Regions from separate parts of the Homo sapiens genome. Here region 2 is linked to region 1. Evidence: chromatin loops called from intact Hi-C (ENCODE). Cell type or tissue: IMR-90. All regions are shown on one strand.

Evidence for each region. A loop is a pair of places that touch in the nucleus more often than their neighbours do. Peaks named below come from ENCODE experiments on the same cell type or tissue, not always from the same donor. Only the 100,000 strongest peaks of a DNase experiment are listed, where the experiment ranks them.
Region 2: a loop joins it to region 1, with 13 times the contacts of the local background. A loop is called at or near these places in 8 of 110 quality-filtered maps.

What each region holds. Positions count from the first base shown.
Region 1 is chr4:150,238,985-150,246,984 of GRCh38, forward strand. DCLK2 (doublecortin like kinase 2) reads left to right here. Exons shown (of 16, transcript NM_001040260.4): 11 at 758-891; 12 at 1,415-1,492. Among named protein-coding and RNA genes, the nearest start is that of DCLK2, 160 kb to the left of the region's middle. In IMR-90, a CTCF peak has its summit at 4,086 (motif pointing left); DNase peaks (open chromatin) are centred at 4,057 and 5,847; H3K27ac peaks cover 1,942 bases.
Region 2 is chr4:149,911,383-149,919,382 of GRCh38, forward strand. No RefSeq gene overlaps it. Among named protein-coding and RNA genes, the nearest start is that of IQCM, 100 kb to the left of the region's middle. In IMR-90, a CTCF peak has its summit at 3,306 (motif pointing right); a DNase peak (open chromatin) is centred at 3,329.

The DNA of each region.
Region 1 (8,000 bases):
GCCGTGGAGATCACCAAGTGCTTTGGTGGACACTTAATACACCATTTCTTGGGCTCTCAAGTACATCACACATAGTAAATGCTAAATAAAGGTCAGTTTCTACCTCCAGGATTAGAGGCCTCTCTCACGCCTATCAGGTACACAGCCGCCTACACTCTAACTACTGTGTAAGCAAGCACGTGTGTTCATCGTACTCCTAGGGAAGGAACTTTCTGCAAAAGTGGAAAATATTTTTTCCAAATTTCACACAATTGTGCAAAATCTCTGAAGAGAAAAAAATTAGCACTTTAAAGCAACAAAGATGAATCATGGTGTTAGAATCACAAGGAGGTGTCGGGCACGGTAGCTCATGCCTGTATTCCCAGCACTTTGGGAGGCTGAGGTGGGCAGATCTCACGATCCCAGGAGTTCAAGACCAGCTTGGGCAGTATAAGGAGACCCCGTCTCTACAAAAAATAAAGAAATTAGCCTAGTGTGGTGGCATGTACCTGTAGTTCCAGCTACTTGTTGGGGGTTCCGTGGGGGAAGGATTACTTCAGCCCAGAGGTTGAGGCTGCAGTGAGCTGTGGTCACACCACCGCACTCCAGCCTGGGCAACAAAGCGAGACCGTGTCTTCAAAAAAAAAAATCACAAGGAGAGATTTCATTCGAGTTTAATAGTAAATGTATTTGTGTCCTTTCTGCCTAATTCCAAGAGCCCTCTCACAATTGTTGAGGAAAAAAAAATCTTCTGATTGTTGGCTGATTTCTGTTTCAGGTGTGTGAATATCCTGATGGAACCAAGTCTTTGAAACTGGGAGACTTTGGGCTTGCGACTGTGGTAGAAGGCCCTTTATACACAGTCTGTGGCACACCCACTTATGTGGCTCCAGAAATCATTGCTGAAACTGGGTAAGACTTCTGGTGGCCCTGGTTAGTACTTTAACTTTGATGAGAAAGGTCTGTTTTGTTGCTATTGCTGCTTGTGTATACAGTTGGTAAGAAAGGTCTGTTTTGTTGCTATTGCTGCTTGTGTATACAGTTGGTAAGAAAGGTCTGTTTTGTTGCTATTGCTGCTTGTGTATACAGTGCCTCCTGTGAAGGTGGAGAATGGAAAGAAGTGAGAGTCTGTTGCCTGCACCATGATTTTGACCTCAGGAAGCAGATTTTATGCTTACCTGGCCAGAGCCCTGGCCTGGACTTGTGTTCTAAGGCCACTCTTGAGAGTATGGCAGTAGTCACCAAGACTGTGGTTAGGTTGGCAGAAACAGATGCCTTTTTCTAAAGTGTGATTCATTCATCTCTATGTGAAATGAAATGAATAATTTAACACTAAAATAATCCTTTTCCTAACAAATAAAGGCAATACTCCAGTACCATGGAAGGGTCTTGGGAGCCATCAGTTCTCTCCCCCTCACCCACTTTGTTTTCCTAGCTATGGCCTGAAGGTGGACATTTGGGCAGCTGGTGTGATCACATACATACTTCTCTGTGGATTCCCACCATTCCGAAGGTAGGCGGCCTTTTGGGCGACGTATTTGAATTGCAAATGTTCTCCCTTGGGTCCAGAAGCAGGTACTTTGCTCCTGGAAGTCGGGACTGTTTGGTCATTAAAAATGCCAGTTAAAAATTACATAAAACGGGGGGAGGGGGGAGGGATAGCATTGGAAGATATACCTAATGCTAGATGACGAGTTAGTGGGTGCAGCGCACCAGCATGGCACATGTATACATATGTAACTAACCTGCACAATGTGCACATGTACCCTAAAACTTAAAATATAATAAAAAAAAAAAAAGAAAAAGAAAAAAAAAAATCAGAAAAAAAAAATTACATAAAACACCTTTCGCTTTTTAATTTACAGCCTATTAATGTATATTCTCATTAGCATACTTTGGGTGTGAGGTGAAGGCCTTTGCTTTGTGTTTGGTTGGTCCTCTGAGTTTCCAGTGTTCATTCTTTCATAAAAATAAACCCATAATACAGTGTCTACCATGTCCAATTTCTCCATCTTTTCAAATGACAGCAAGATTTAAAGAGCCTTGTGAAGCAGTCCGAATCCTTCCAGGTATGTCATCTTCCATTTCTTCATAGTGGTCTCTCTCACTCAATTAGGCAGCAGTTTTTATATCCTCTTTCCAAGCATTCAAGTTTGTTCTCATAGAAACAGGATCTCTTTCTTCTTAAAATTCATTTTATTGGTTCATGTGACATTTAATTAAGAATAGAATTACAAACACTTGTGGTATAAATAGGCCTGGGAATACACAGACTGAGTGAGTCTTGGTAACCATTTGCTTCACATGGTGGGAGCAGAGATGGCCACTGACAATGGTCAGAGTATTTGAGCAGGGCACGGGAGCACACTCATTGGCCTGGCAATCTTTGTGCAGGGAATGAGTGAGGGGCTTCAGCCACAGCTCTTTTGATGAGTTTCATCTCCCCCTCTGGAGCAAATGAATTACTCTGAAGCAGAAGTTCATCTAACCATGCATGTTCTGTTTTCTTCTGAGTTTTCTTGACCTCTTTTCACTTTAATCTCTTCCCTTTGTTCATTTTGTAACTGTCTAATGAGTAGCTACTGTGTGCCAGGCATGATTTTAAGTGCTAGGAATAAAGTGGTGAACAAAACCTGAGGTTGTGGTTTCCCTTAGTTTATTTGACTAGCCATAACAAAATATCATATACAGTGTGGCTTATAAACACCAGAAAATTCATCCTTCCAGTTCTGGAGGTTGAGAATTCCAAGATCAAGGTACTGCAGATTTGGTGACTGTTGAGGGCTCACTTCTTGGTTCATAGACAGCCATCTCCTCACTCTAACCACATACAGTGGAAAGGGCAAGGGAATCTCTGGGGTCTTTTGTAAGGGCCCTAATCTTATTCATGAGAGCTCCACCCTTAACAATAGCATGGCTGCCCAAAGGTCCCATCTCCTACTACCATCACATTGGGCATTAGGTTGCAGCATGTGAATTTTGGGGAGACATGAACATTTAGCCTATGGCATGGTGTTTATAGTGTTGTACTGGGTCACTATGTGAAAAATGGTTTTATCTTCTTTTCCATCCAACATTTTATTGTGAAAACTTTCAAACATACAGAAAAGTTGAAAGGATTATCTTTTTAAAATTCTCGGTTTTCCCATTGCGTTGAACAATTTTCTAATTGGCATTGCAGTAAACATAAGACTGACAGATGTTAGTCTCTACTTTTGAAAGCCTTATGCTATAGATAAAGACACACCTCACAAGACTATTGATCAAAGAGAATAAGCAGAGCATGAGGGAGTGCTTAGTTCAGGGCTGGAAATCACAAGGATGTAGCATTCATGAAAGATGTAGCATTTGAGTGAGACCTTTGTGGTATTAGTGGAGTTTTTGTAGGTGGAAAGATATTTCCATCTGGCCGTCAACATCGTGGTCTTCCACCAAAGTCATTAACTAGGTGGGTTACACAGACTGTAGAATTACTGTACATTTCAGTTAGCTTTTGCTGAGTAACACACTACCCCTGAAGTTAGGAGTGTGAAACAATTGCATGGATCAGTTGAGTGAATCTTCTGAGCTGGCTGGCTCAGCAGGGGCTTGATGGTCTAGGATGACCCCACTTGCACACCTGGTAGGTGGCTCAGTGTCCACTGGGACAAGAGAGATGACTTGGCCCTGTGCTTTCATCATGCAGGGGCTGTCCTGGGCTTCCATGAGAGTGGATGCAAGATTCCCCAAAGCAGCCAGAGACAGGGCAAGTTCTGCTCCCCGAGCACTTCCTCAGCCTCTGCTCACCTCACACTTGATGTGCCGTTAAGCAAATCAAGTCAAACAGCTAACCCAAGAGTAAATGTGGGAGAAAATGAGCTAAGTATATAGTGGGAAGGGAATAATTTGTGGCCATTTTTAAAGTCACACCGGGCCTTGGCTGGTCTCAGTGATGTCATGTTTTGGGAGAAGGGGTCAAGTGGAGAAGGGGAATGCATCTTGATGACAGGTGATCCTGGGCCAGTTACAGTGGAGTTCCCTTCCCTGGCTAACCCAAGCTGGGATCAGCTGGGAAAGGGTCTTGGGTGATGAGTTTGAGCGGACTGTGTGCTCACAACTCCCTCTAGTGTTTGCAGTTGCTGGTGCAGCCTGAGAGTTTTTTCTTTCACTGCTTTTTACTTTTTAAAAAAAGTGAGACTCAAATTGAAGAGGATGCATTTATCATGGATTGATACTGAACGGGGAGCAGCTTTTTTGTGGGGTCTAGAGATAAGTTTAGCTAATCAAAAGCAATAAAGCTACATTCTGAAAGCTGCTGCCCTTATATGCTGCCTTCAGAAGCAGGTCATAGACCTCCAGGTAGCTTTTAAAAATTAAGACAGCGCTTTCCCTCTTTTATATCATATTGTGATGAAAGAGAATCTGTAATGTTAAACGTGTGTTACCAAAGTGTCTTCATGGCATACAGCGACATTCTGGGTAGATTTTATAACCTACTATAATACAGAAATGCATGTCATTAATTACGGACATGGTACTTTAAATTACGGTAAATAAGTTTGGTATAAAGTAGATTGTCTACATTTGTACTTAAAAGTCCTTCACATATTTCAAATAGTCTCTTTGTTTTATACAAAAGACAACTTTAACCCAAAGCATTTAAACTACAATCGTTACTTGGAATTTACAGTTTTAGCTTCTCTGACGATAGCATCTTTCATTCTTTCTTCCTTCAGGCTTTTCAGGTTTTAGTTGTAGTTTGACATGTGTTCTCTTTCTAGTCTTTTTTTTTTCTTTTTTATAGGCAGGATCTTGCTCTGTCACCCAGGCTGGTGTGATCACAGCCCACTCCAGGCTCAAGGAATCCTCCCACCTCAGCCTCCCAAGTAGCTGGGACTACAAGCACACACCACCATGCCCAGCTTTTTTTTTTTTTTTTTTGGTAGAGATAGGGTCTCACTTTGTTGCCCAGTCTGTAAATTTTATTTTTTAATTTTTTTAATTTATTTTTTAAGAGACAGGGTCTCTGTTGACCAGGCTGGAGTGTAGTGGTGCAATCATAGCTCACTGCAGTCTCCAACTCCTGGCTCAAGCAATCCTCCTCCCTCAGCCTCCTGAGTAGCTGAGACCACATGTGTGCACCACTATATTGCACTAGTTGTTGAAGTTTTTCGTTGAGATGGGGTCTTGCAGTGTTGCCCAGGCTGGTCTTGAACTCCTAGCCTCAGGCAGTCCTCCCACTCCAGCCTCTCAAAGTGTTGAGATTATAGGTGTGAGCCACTGTGCCTGAGCCATTTCCCTCTAGTCTTTTTCAACATCAGATTCATCATTACCGAGAAGTAGATTGGTTTTTCAGAGGCACCCAAAATTTTAGTTGTTGTCTAAGCAAGTCTGCTCTTAGGGTCACTGACAAAAAGTATTATTTGTGTGACTATACTGAAATTTTTGTTTCTCTTAAAACACACACAAAATGCTCCAAGTGGAATGTTTGAACATCATTTGGGAAATAGCTTACAACATTTTCAGGTTTACCTTTTCTGAATTATAATGCTTTGTCATTGAAAAGAGAGCGTGTGCACAAACTCTTTTGTTGTTTTTCAAGTTTTTCTTAATGGACATTTTTAGACTTACGGCACCTTGGTCCAAAGGCTATATTGTTTTAGAATTTAAAAATGCCATGAAGGATCTCAGCCAGATTGTGGAGTATCAATGCGATACCGGATCCAGTGTGGATTTAATCAGAACAGCTTTTCTTACATGACTGCTAAGAAAGATAAATTAGCTTTCTATTTTTCTAGTGCGGGGCAGGCCCCAACTGTCAAAGCTCTTGCAACTTACAGTGGATACTTCAGGGTCCCATTCTCATTGCTGAGACACCCTGTGGTTTTGTTTGTTGACTCAGGGTATTTTGCCAAGAACCAGCTGCTATAAATGACTGCTGTGCACACACTTCCAGCTTTTTAGCTATTTATTAACAAAATAAAAGCTGTATACATTAACAAAATATAAGATATTTGAGATTCCAGAAAAAATAAGGGGGAGTTGAGTGGAATAATAGGTAAGGATGACTAAAAAGAATGATTGTGGAAATAGCTCATTTTAAATATCTTTTTCTAACATCATATGTTGGAGCCCTCTGGTTCTCTGAAGTTTTCCACTAAATCTAATAATCTTAGATGTATTCTGTACTCACTTTGAAGGAGCAGTAAGCTGAGTTCACTCAGCAGGGAAATAACAGTGAAAAGGAAAGAAAACATTTTGACACTAAGAAACGCGTGTGCATTCACAGGAAATCACTCTTTGGGACAGTAGTGGTAATCTCTTTCTCTTGCCTGGCCCAGTTATCTGTCCTGACTTTCACTCCTCAGTGTGCCTCTTCACCAAACTCTGTGGACCAGTGGGTGTCCATTCAGCTGGGCTTGCTTTTTTTTGTTGTTTTTATTTTATTTAAGTTCTAGGGTACATGTGCCCAACGTGCAGGTTTGTTACATATGTATACATGCGTCATGCTGGTGTGCTGCACTCATTAACTCATCATTTACATTAGGTATATCTCCTAATGCTATCCCTCCCCCTTCCCCTACCCCATGACAGGCCCCGGTGTGTGATGTTCCCCTTCCTGTGTCCAAGTGTTCTCATTGTTCAATTCCCACCTATGAGTGAGAACATGTGGTGTTTGGTTTTTTGTCCTTGCGATAGTTTGCTGAGAATGATGGTTTCCAGCTTCATCCATGTCCCTACAAAGGACATGAACTCATCCTTTTTTATGACTGCATAGTATTCCATGGTGTATATGTGCCACATTTTCTTAATCCAGTCTATCATTGATGGACATTTGAAATAGGAACACTTTTACACTGTTGGTGGGACTGTAAACTAGTTCAACCATTGTGGAAGACAGGGTGGCAATTCCTCAAGGATCCAGAACTAGAAATACCATTTGACCCAGCCATCCCATTACTGGGTATATACCCAAAGGATTATAAATCATGCTTCTATAAAGACACATGCACACGTATGTTTATTGCGGCACTATTCACAATAGCAAAGACCTGGGCTTGCTCTTAAATGTCATGAATATTTACAAAGCTCACAAACTCTACTCTTTTTTTTTTTTTTTGAGACAGAGTCTTGCTCTGTTGCCCAGGCTGGAATGCAGTGGTGCGATCTCAGCTCACTGCAACCTCCGCCTCCCAGGTTCAAGGGATTCTCCTGCCCCAGCCTCCTGAGTAGCTGGGATTACAGGTGCGCACCACCATGCCTGGCTGATTTTTTTGTATTTTCAGTAGAGACAGGGTTTCACCAAGTTGGTCAGGCTGGTCTTGAACTCCTGACCTCAGGTAATCCACCCACCTTGGCCTCCCAGAGTGTTGGGATTACAGGCATGAGCCATCACACCCAGCCAACTCTGCTCTTTTTAATAGGAGAGGAATGAGGGAGCCATGTCATCACAACAGCCCTAGAATTTATTGCTAGACACTGTCCTGAATGATCTGTTTCTCAGGACACCACGCTTGCCCTTGTTCCCCTTTGAGAGGGTTGGTAGCAAAACCCTGAAGGCTGGGTGAAGAAATTCCAAGAAAAGTTTGCACACTCGCCGGGTAATACTTAACTTGCACTCCTGGATTTTGAAGTTGACTCCAACAGCCCATTCTGAGCTTTCTCATGGGGCCTTGTAATGGCCTGGAAAACTAGTGATGCTGTTCCTCACTCTAGCCATCGATGCACCCACCAAGTGAGGGGGCTGTGGAGGTGAGGTTATATGGGAGGTTGGGGACGTCTTCCCCAGTGGTGTTTCCACATTTCCATGACATCATTCATGAGAAGTCAGGTCAGCCTGTATTCATCAGGCACTAACTGTGTAAGTGCACCTCCGAGGGTGGGTCAGTCAGGCGCAGGTTGGAGGGATGCCCCTGTGAGCTGCTGACATGGGTTTGCCTCAGCCTGTGCCATTCTGCTTGGCATCTTGGGTTGGCCCTTCCTCTCAGACTGAGCTTAAATGAAAGTCAGTTTCCAAGAGTGAACTAATTATTTCATGAATG
Region 2 (8,000 bases), 330 kb before region 1:
CCACGACAGGCCCCGGTGTGTGATGTTCCCCACCCTATGTCCAAGTGTTCTCATTGTTCAATTCCCACCTATGAGTGAGAACATGCGGTGTCCTTGCTTTCTTAAAGGAATGAGGGCAGGTCACCGATGCACATGCACACATGAATTGCTAAAATGGGGAGTTTTTCCTAGCTGAGATTCAACAACAGCTCTCTCTGGCCAGGAAGTGCCACTTACAAGTGCAATCATTTGGGCCCTTAGCATCAGCAACTACAACCCTCAGACTGAACAAACTATTGATGCAAATGTGCACACAGAACCATTTCCAAAGATTCTTTGAAGTTACACATGATTGTGAGGAACATTTTAAGTTTGGAGGGATTTCATCCATTTCAGACCAAACCAAACATCACACCAAGTTAGAATCCTAAGGCATCAAAACAATAGAACACTTGAAAATTTTTCTAAATGACAACTCCAGAGATTAATACATGTGTTTTAGACACACTTAAATGTGCCTCAAATTAGTCTTTATAAAAGGTGTATTATCACATCATCGTTTATATGTAAGTGTAGGTGTCGGCACTATACGTGTACAGCCACTTGGTTTCAGGGGGCACCTACCTCAAATAGACCACCCCACTTTTTATTTTTTCTGGCTCCTGTTTCTTCATAGGAAGTGCACAGAGATGCATGTCTACACACACTTTTACAGGTACTTATACATTCACCTATTTAACACCGTGCATGTTCCTACACGTTAGGTGGATACTCTGTACATGTAGTATATTTACAGATGATTTACTGAGTCATAAAATCCCCCTTACCCTTTCTCAGCATAATAAGCATGAAGCAGTTAAAGAAAAAAAAAAGGAACAAAACACACACAGGGACTTGGCAGAAAGCTAAAAATAACAACGACATTTTTGAAGAGAAAATTGTAGAAGCAGGCTTTAAGGGGGATAAAGTTTTTCCAACACCATGGGAAAGTCACATTTCTTCCTTAGGCTTCCAAACCTTATTTAAGCTGTTAGGCAAACATGAAGAACTGTACCTCAGCTTCTAGCAGCTGCACATGGAGTGAAACCTGTATAGACTACCTACCTGTAAGTTTAGTCTGGGAAAAATAGATATTTTTAATTAAACTTTAATACTTTCAGATATCTATAATAATCCAAGAAGGCCAAGAAATGGTTAATGTGGTGAACCTGGATTTAATGAATAGATAAGCAGAATTTCTTAACAAGCCCACAAATATTCTTGCCAAATTTAAATGTATATCAAATTCAAATTAGATTTTTTAAAAGGTATAACCTGCCATGTATATTTTAAGCTAATCACAGAAAATCTATAGCATAAAAATGCTTTTAATTCCACATTCTAATGTGTTCAGACATTTAGAGTCACAATATTTCAAAATTATACCAATAAGATATCAGCTATTTCTTATTTGGAAGAGGTGTAAAGAACACTTCCCCACCCCAGCCCATTGACCGCTACTGCCGTGTGTAAATTTGCTAGAAAACGTTACAGCAGTGGCAAGAGGGATGTCAGGATCACCCCTCCCTTCCTAGGAGATGATGCTATTGATTAGTTGCAGGAAAGAGGGGCAACATAGTGATCGCTATAGCCAAGGAATCATTTAGCCTTAATAGAGTTTTGTGAAGCCAAAATGGTCACTTGTGTGTTTTTTAATTCATATTAAATTCCTGTTTAATGGTTCACACAATGTTTTACTTCTCTAGAACCTCTTTTATGAAATTTTCATGGAGAAGTAACTCACTAACACTAGGTTGCTTTTGTCATATCCAGTCAAGAGTATGGCTCCAAATACAGCAATTGGCCTTCATTGAATACCGTACAGACAGTGTTATATTTCACACATACCCATGCTGTCCTGAGTTTTTTCCTTCTTTTTTTTTTTTGGTTTACATTTTTTTCTTTTTATTGTGGTAAAATATATATAACATAAAGTTTGTCATCTTAGTCATTTTTAATGTACATTTCAACAACATTAATTACATCCACAATGTTGTATGACCATTATCATATCTATTTCTGAAATACTTTATCATGCTCATCAGAAATTCTATACCCACTAAGTGACAACTTCCCATTCCTCCTTCTCCTCAACCCCCAATAGCCACTAATCTACTTCTATCTGTATGAGTCTTCCCTACTGTAAGTATTTCATGTAAGTGGAATCATGCAATATGTGTCCTTTTGTATCTGGCTTATGCTACTTCAATTAGCATGTTTTCAAGGTTCATCCATGTTACTGCATATACTGGAACTTCATTTTTACAGTCAAATAAGATTCCATTGTATGTGCATATCACATTTTATTTATCCATTCATCTGTTGATAGACACTTGGATTGTTTTCAAGTTTTGGCTGTTGTAAATAATGCTGCAACAAACACTGATGTACAGGTATCTGTTTGAATCTCTGTTTTTGATTCCTTTAAGTTTATAACTTAAGAGTGAAACTGCTGGGGCATATGATCATTCTAGGTTTAACCTTTTGGAGGATCCACCAAACGGTTTTCCACAGCAGCTGCACCATTTTACATTCCCACCAGCAGTTTTCTCCTTCTCAAGCAACTTTATTTTAAGCCTTAGAATAGCCAAGAAAAAAAAGGACGGAATAAAGAATTGGCCTGTATCTCAAAGAGCCAGCCTGTGTAATCTTTAATCTTGTCACACTATACTCCTTTTATAAATGGCCTGCAAAATAGTCCCCATTTTAACACTTGGTTTTGTTTGTGTTTTTCTATTAAATAATCACATGCAATTAAGTAAATATTTCTTCTTTTAGTTCAGTAGCCCATATTATTTCCATTCTCCATGACAGCACTGTGGGAAAGCACTATTTTGGTTGAATGGAAGGAAACATGTCCAAGGCCTATTATTAGTTACCCTACGCATATTCTGGGAATTGTCCTCCGCTCCCCTAAATACCCAGATCCTTCCACACCACCAGATTGTGGTTACACTTTCCAGTCCTTTTCCTCCTTTAAAAAATTTTCCCATGTCATTTCCCAGAGCAATTGCAGGCTGCTCTTCCTGCTGCTGGCAGACTGATTGTCTCATTTAGTGGTGTAATTTTGTGTTGCCTACAGAAAGAATTTCTTCTGCATTAATCTTTTGTCTTAAAATTTCAGGAATAACCTCACTAAGTATACAATTTAGTGGTTGCTAGGAATGTGAACTGCACTTGATTGCAACAAAAGAGACCACGGATGACATTCTTGAAAACTGCACTTTATACATTTTTTTGGTCCATATAGTGCCATCAACTGATGCATTACAAAGTCCTTAGAGAGCAAGAACCCCACTAGAGGGCGCATTCTCAATGTGCGACCAAAAGCAGACCCTCCTTTCTCATATTGCTAACCTACTTAGGAGGCAGATAGAAATCAAAAATAAAATGTTATTATTGAGTGGCTAGCAGGGGCCAGGATTAGGATGAGGCACGTGAGATAGTCCCTCTGGGTGCAAAACTGAATGAGTGCCAAAAATCTTGGTAATCCAGATAAGTAATAAGTTAATGTAATATTTTGAGAAATAAAAATTAACGCAAAAACATCCATGATGAACAACATACCAAAATTTTAAATAAAGATAAGTATTACTGCCTTTTTCTTTTTCCTCTGGCTCTTATATGGCTCAGCACAGCACTAGTGGCTAGAAAGGTTTTCTTTTTGACAAAAGAAAAAAAGAATCACTGTAACATTTCTATGGTTCCATTACTCTACTTCCTCAAATTTCTCTCCCATGGAAATCATTCACACAGAGTCCTGGGCAAAACTGTGTACCAAGTAAAGTTTATCCTGAGGGGGTTCTATCTCTTTTTCCCTGCCCTCATCCCCAAACACCCAGTGTTCTCATGCCGTCCTGACTTCTCAGGGCGTCCCACTTGGGCATCTTAGCTAGACCTGCTGTCTCTAAAAATAGTCCAAACTCTGCACCTCTTCTAGCCCTTGTGTAGCACCCCCCAAAAAAAGAATAGGTCCCAAGGGGAAAAGTAGTTTGATATCAAAAAAGCCTAAGACCATTGAGATAGAGAAAAATTAGTCTTACATAGAGTCGTACAATTCTAGAATAAGATGAGAGCTCTACCAAACCAATTCTGTTTATTTTACTAATAAGGTTAACAGGCTTGGGGGAGGAGCCAATATGGCCGAATAGGAACAGCTCTGGTCTACAGCTTCCAGCGTGAGCGACGCAGAAGATGGGTGATTTCTGCATTTCCATCTGAGGTACCGGGTTCATCTCACTAGGGAGTGCCAGACAGTGGGCGCAGGTCAGTGGGTGCGGGCACCATGCACAAGCCGAAGCAGGGTGAGGCATTGCCTCACTCGGGAAGCGCAAGGGGTCAGGGAGTTCCCGTTCCTAGTCAAAGAAAGGGGTGATGGACGGCACCTGGAAAATCAGGCCACTCCCACCCGAATACTGCGCTTTTCCAACGGGCTTAAAAAACGGCGCACCACGAGATTATATCACGCACCTGGCTCGGAGGGTCCTACACCCACGGAGTCTCGCTGATTGCTAGCACAGCAGTCTGAGATCAAACTGCAAGGCAGCAGCCGAGGCTGGGGGAGGGGCGCCTGCCATTGCCCAGGCTTGCTTAGGTAAACAAAGCAGCCGGGAAGCTCCAACTGGGTGGAGCCCACCACAGCTCAAGGAGGCCTGCCTGCCTCTGTAGGCTCCACCTCTGGGGGCAGGGCACAGACAAACAAAAAGACAGCAGTAACCTCTGCAGACTTAAATGTCCCTGTCTGACAGCTTTGAAGAGAGCAGTGGTTCTCCCAGTACGCAGCTGGAGATCTGAGAAGGGGCAGACTGCCTCCTTAAGTGGGTGCCTGACTCCTGACCCACGAGCAGCCTAACTAGGAGGCACCCCCCAACAGGGGCACACTGACATCTCACACGGCAGGGTACTCCAACAGACCTGCAGCTGAGGTTCCTGTCTGTTAGAAGGAAAACTAACAAACAGAAAGGACATCCACACCAAAAACCCATCTGTACATCACCATCATCAAAGACCAAAAGTAGATAAAACCACAAAGATGGGGAAAAAACAGAACAGAAAAACTGGAAACTCTAAAAAGCAGAGTGCCTCTCCTCCTCCAAAGGAACGCAGTTCCTCACCAGCAAAGGAACAAAGCTGGACAGAGAATGACTTTGACGAGCTGAGAGAAGAAGGCTTCAGACGATCAAATTACTCTGAGCTACGGGAGGACATTCAAACCAAAGGCAAAGAAGTTGAAAACTTTGAAAAAAATTTAGAAGAATGTATAACTAGAATAACCAATACAGAGAAGTGCTTAAAGGAGCTGATGGAGCTGAAAACCAAGGCTTGAGAACTACGTGAAGAATGCAGGAGCCTCAGGAGCCAATGCGATCAACTGGAAGAAAGGGTATCAGCAATGGAAGATGAAATGAATGAAATGAAGTGAGAAGGGAAGTTTAGAGAAAAAAGAATAAAAAGAAATGAGCAAAGCCTCCAAGAAATATGGGACTATGTGAAAAGACCAAATCTATGTCTGATTGGTGTACCAGAAAGTGATGGGGAGAATGGAACCAAGTTGGAAAACACTCTGCAGGATATTATCCAGGAGAACTTCCCCAATCTAGCAAGGCAGGCCAATGTTCAGATTCAGGAAATACAGAGAACGCCACAAAGATACTCCTCAAGAAGAGCAACTCCAAGACACATAATTGTCAGATTCACCAAAGTTGAAATGAAGGAAAAAATGTTAAGGGCAGCCAGAGAGAAAGGTCGGGTTACCCTCAAAGGGAAGCCCATCAGACTAACAGCGGATCTCTCGGCAGAAACCCTACAAGCCAGAAGAGAGTGGGGGCCAATATTCAACATTCTTAAAGAAAAGAATTTTCAACCCAGAATTTCATATCCAGCCAAATTAAGCCTCATAAGTGAAGGAGAAATAAAATACTTTACAGACAAGCAAATGCTGAGAGATTTTGTCACCACCAGGCCTGCCTTACAAGACCTCCTGAAGGAAGCGCTAAACATGGAAAGGAACAACCGGTACCAGCCGCTGCAAAATCATGCCAAAATGTAAAGACCATCGACACTAGGAAGAAATTGCATCAACTAACGAGCAAAATGACCAGCTAACGTCATAATGACAGGATCAAATTCACACATAACAATATTAACTTTAAATGTAAATGGACTAAATGCTCCAATTAAAAGACACAGACTGGCTAATTGGATAAAGAGTCAAGACCCATCAGTGTGCTGTATTCAGGAAACCCATCTCACGTGCAGAGACACACATAGGCTCAAAATAAAAGGATGGGGGAAAATCTACCAAGCAAATGGAAAACAAAAAACGGCAGGGGTTGCAATCCTAGTCTCTGAGAAAACAGACTTTAAACCAACAAAGATCAAAAGAGACAAAGAAAGCCATTACTTAATGGTAAAGGGATCAATTCAACAAGAAGAGCTAACTATCCTAAATATATATGCACCCAACACAGGAGCACCCAGATTCATAAAGCAAGTCCTGAGTGACCTACAAAGAGACTTAGACTCCCACACATTAATAATGGGAGACTTTAACACCCCACTGTCAACATTAGACAGATCAATGAGACAGAAAGTCAACAAGGATACCCAGGAATTGAACTCAGCTCTGCACCAAGCAGACCTAATAGACATCTACAGAACTCTCCACCCCAAATCAACAGAATATACATTTTTTTCAGCACCACACCACACCTATTCCAAAATTGACCACATACTTGGAAGTAAAGCTCTCCTCAGCAAATGTAAAAGATCAGAAATTATAACAAACTATCTCTCAGACCACAGTGCAATCAAACTAGAACTCAGGATTAAGAATCTCACTCAAAACCGCTCAACTACATGGAAACTGAACAACCTGCTCCTGAATGACTACTGGGTACATAACGAAATGAAGGCAGAAATAAAGATGTTCTTTGAAACCAACAAGAACAAAGACACAACATACCAGAATCTCTGGGACACATTCAAAGCAGTGTGTAGAGGGAAATTTATAGCACTAAATGCCCACAAGAGAAAGCAGGAAAGATCCAAAATTGACACCCTAACATCACAATTAAAAGAACTAGAAAAGCAAGAGCAAACACATTCAAAACCTAGCAGAAGGCAAGAAATAACTAAAATCAGAGCAGAACTGAAGGAAATAGAGACACAAAAAACCCTTCAAAAAATTAATGAATCCAGGAGCTGGTTTTTTGAAAGGATCAACAAAATTGATAGACTGCTAGCAAGACTAATAAAGAAAAAAAGAGAGAAGAATCAAATAGACGCAATAAAAAATGAGAAAGGGGATATCACCACCGATCCCACAGAAATACAAACTACCATCAGAGAATACTACAAACATCTCTACGCAAATAAACTAGAAAATCTAGAAGAAATGGATAAATTCCTCGACACATACACCCTCCCAAGACTAAACCAGGAAGAAATTGAATCTCTGAATAGACCAATAACAGGATCTGAAATTGTGGCAATAATCAATAGCTTACCAACCAAAAAGAGTCCAGGACCAGATGGATTCACAGCCAAATTCTACCAGAGGTACAAGGAGGAACTGGTACCATTCCTTCTGAAACTATTCCAATCAATAGAAAAAGAGGGAATCCTCCCTAACTCATTTTATGAGGCCAGCATCATTCTGATACCAAAGCCGGGCAGAGACACAACTAAAAAAGAGAATTTTAGACCAATATCCTTGATGAACATTGATGCAAAAATCCTCAATAAAATACTGGCAAAACGAATCCAGCAGCACATCAAAAAGCTTATCCACCATGATCAAGTGGGCTTCATCCCTGGGATGCAAGGCTGGTTCAATATACGCAAATCAATAAATGTAATCCAGCATGTAAACAGAGCCAAAGACAAAAACCACATGATTATCTCAATAGATGCAGAAAAGGCCTTTGACAAAATTCAACAACCCTTCATGCTAAAAACTCTCAATAAATTAGGTATTGATG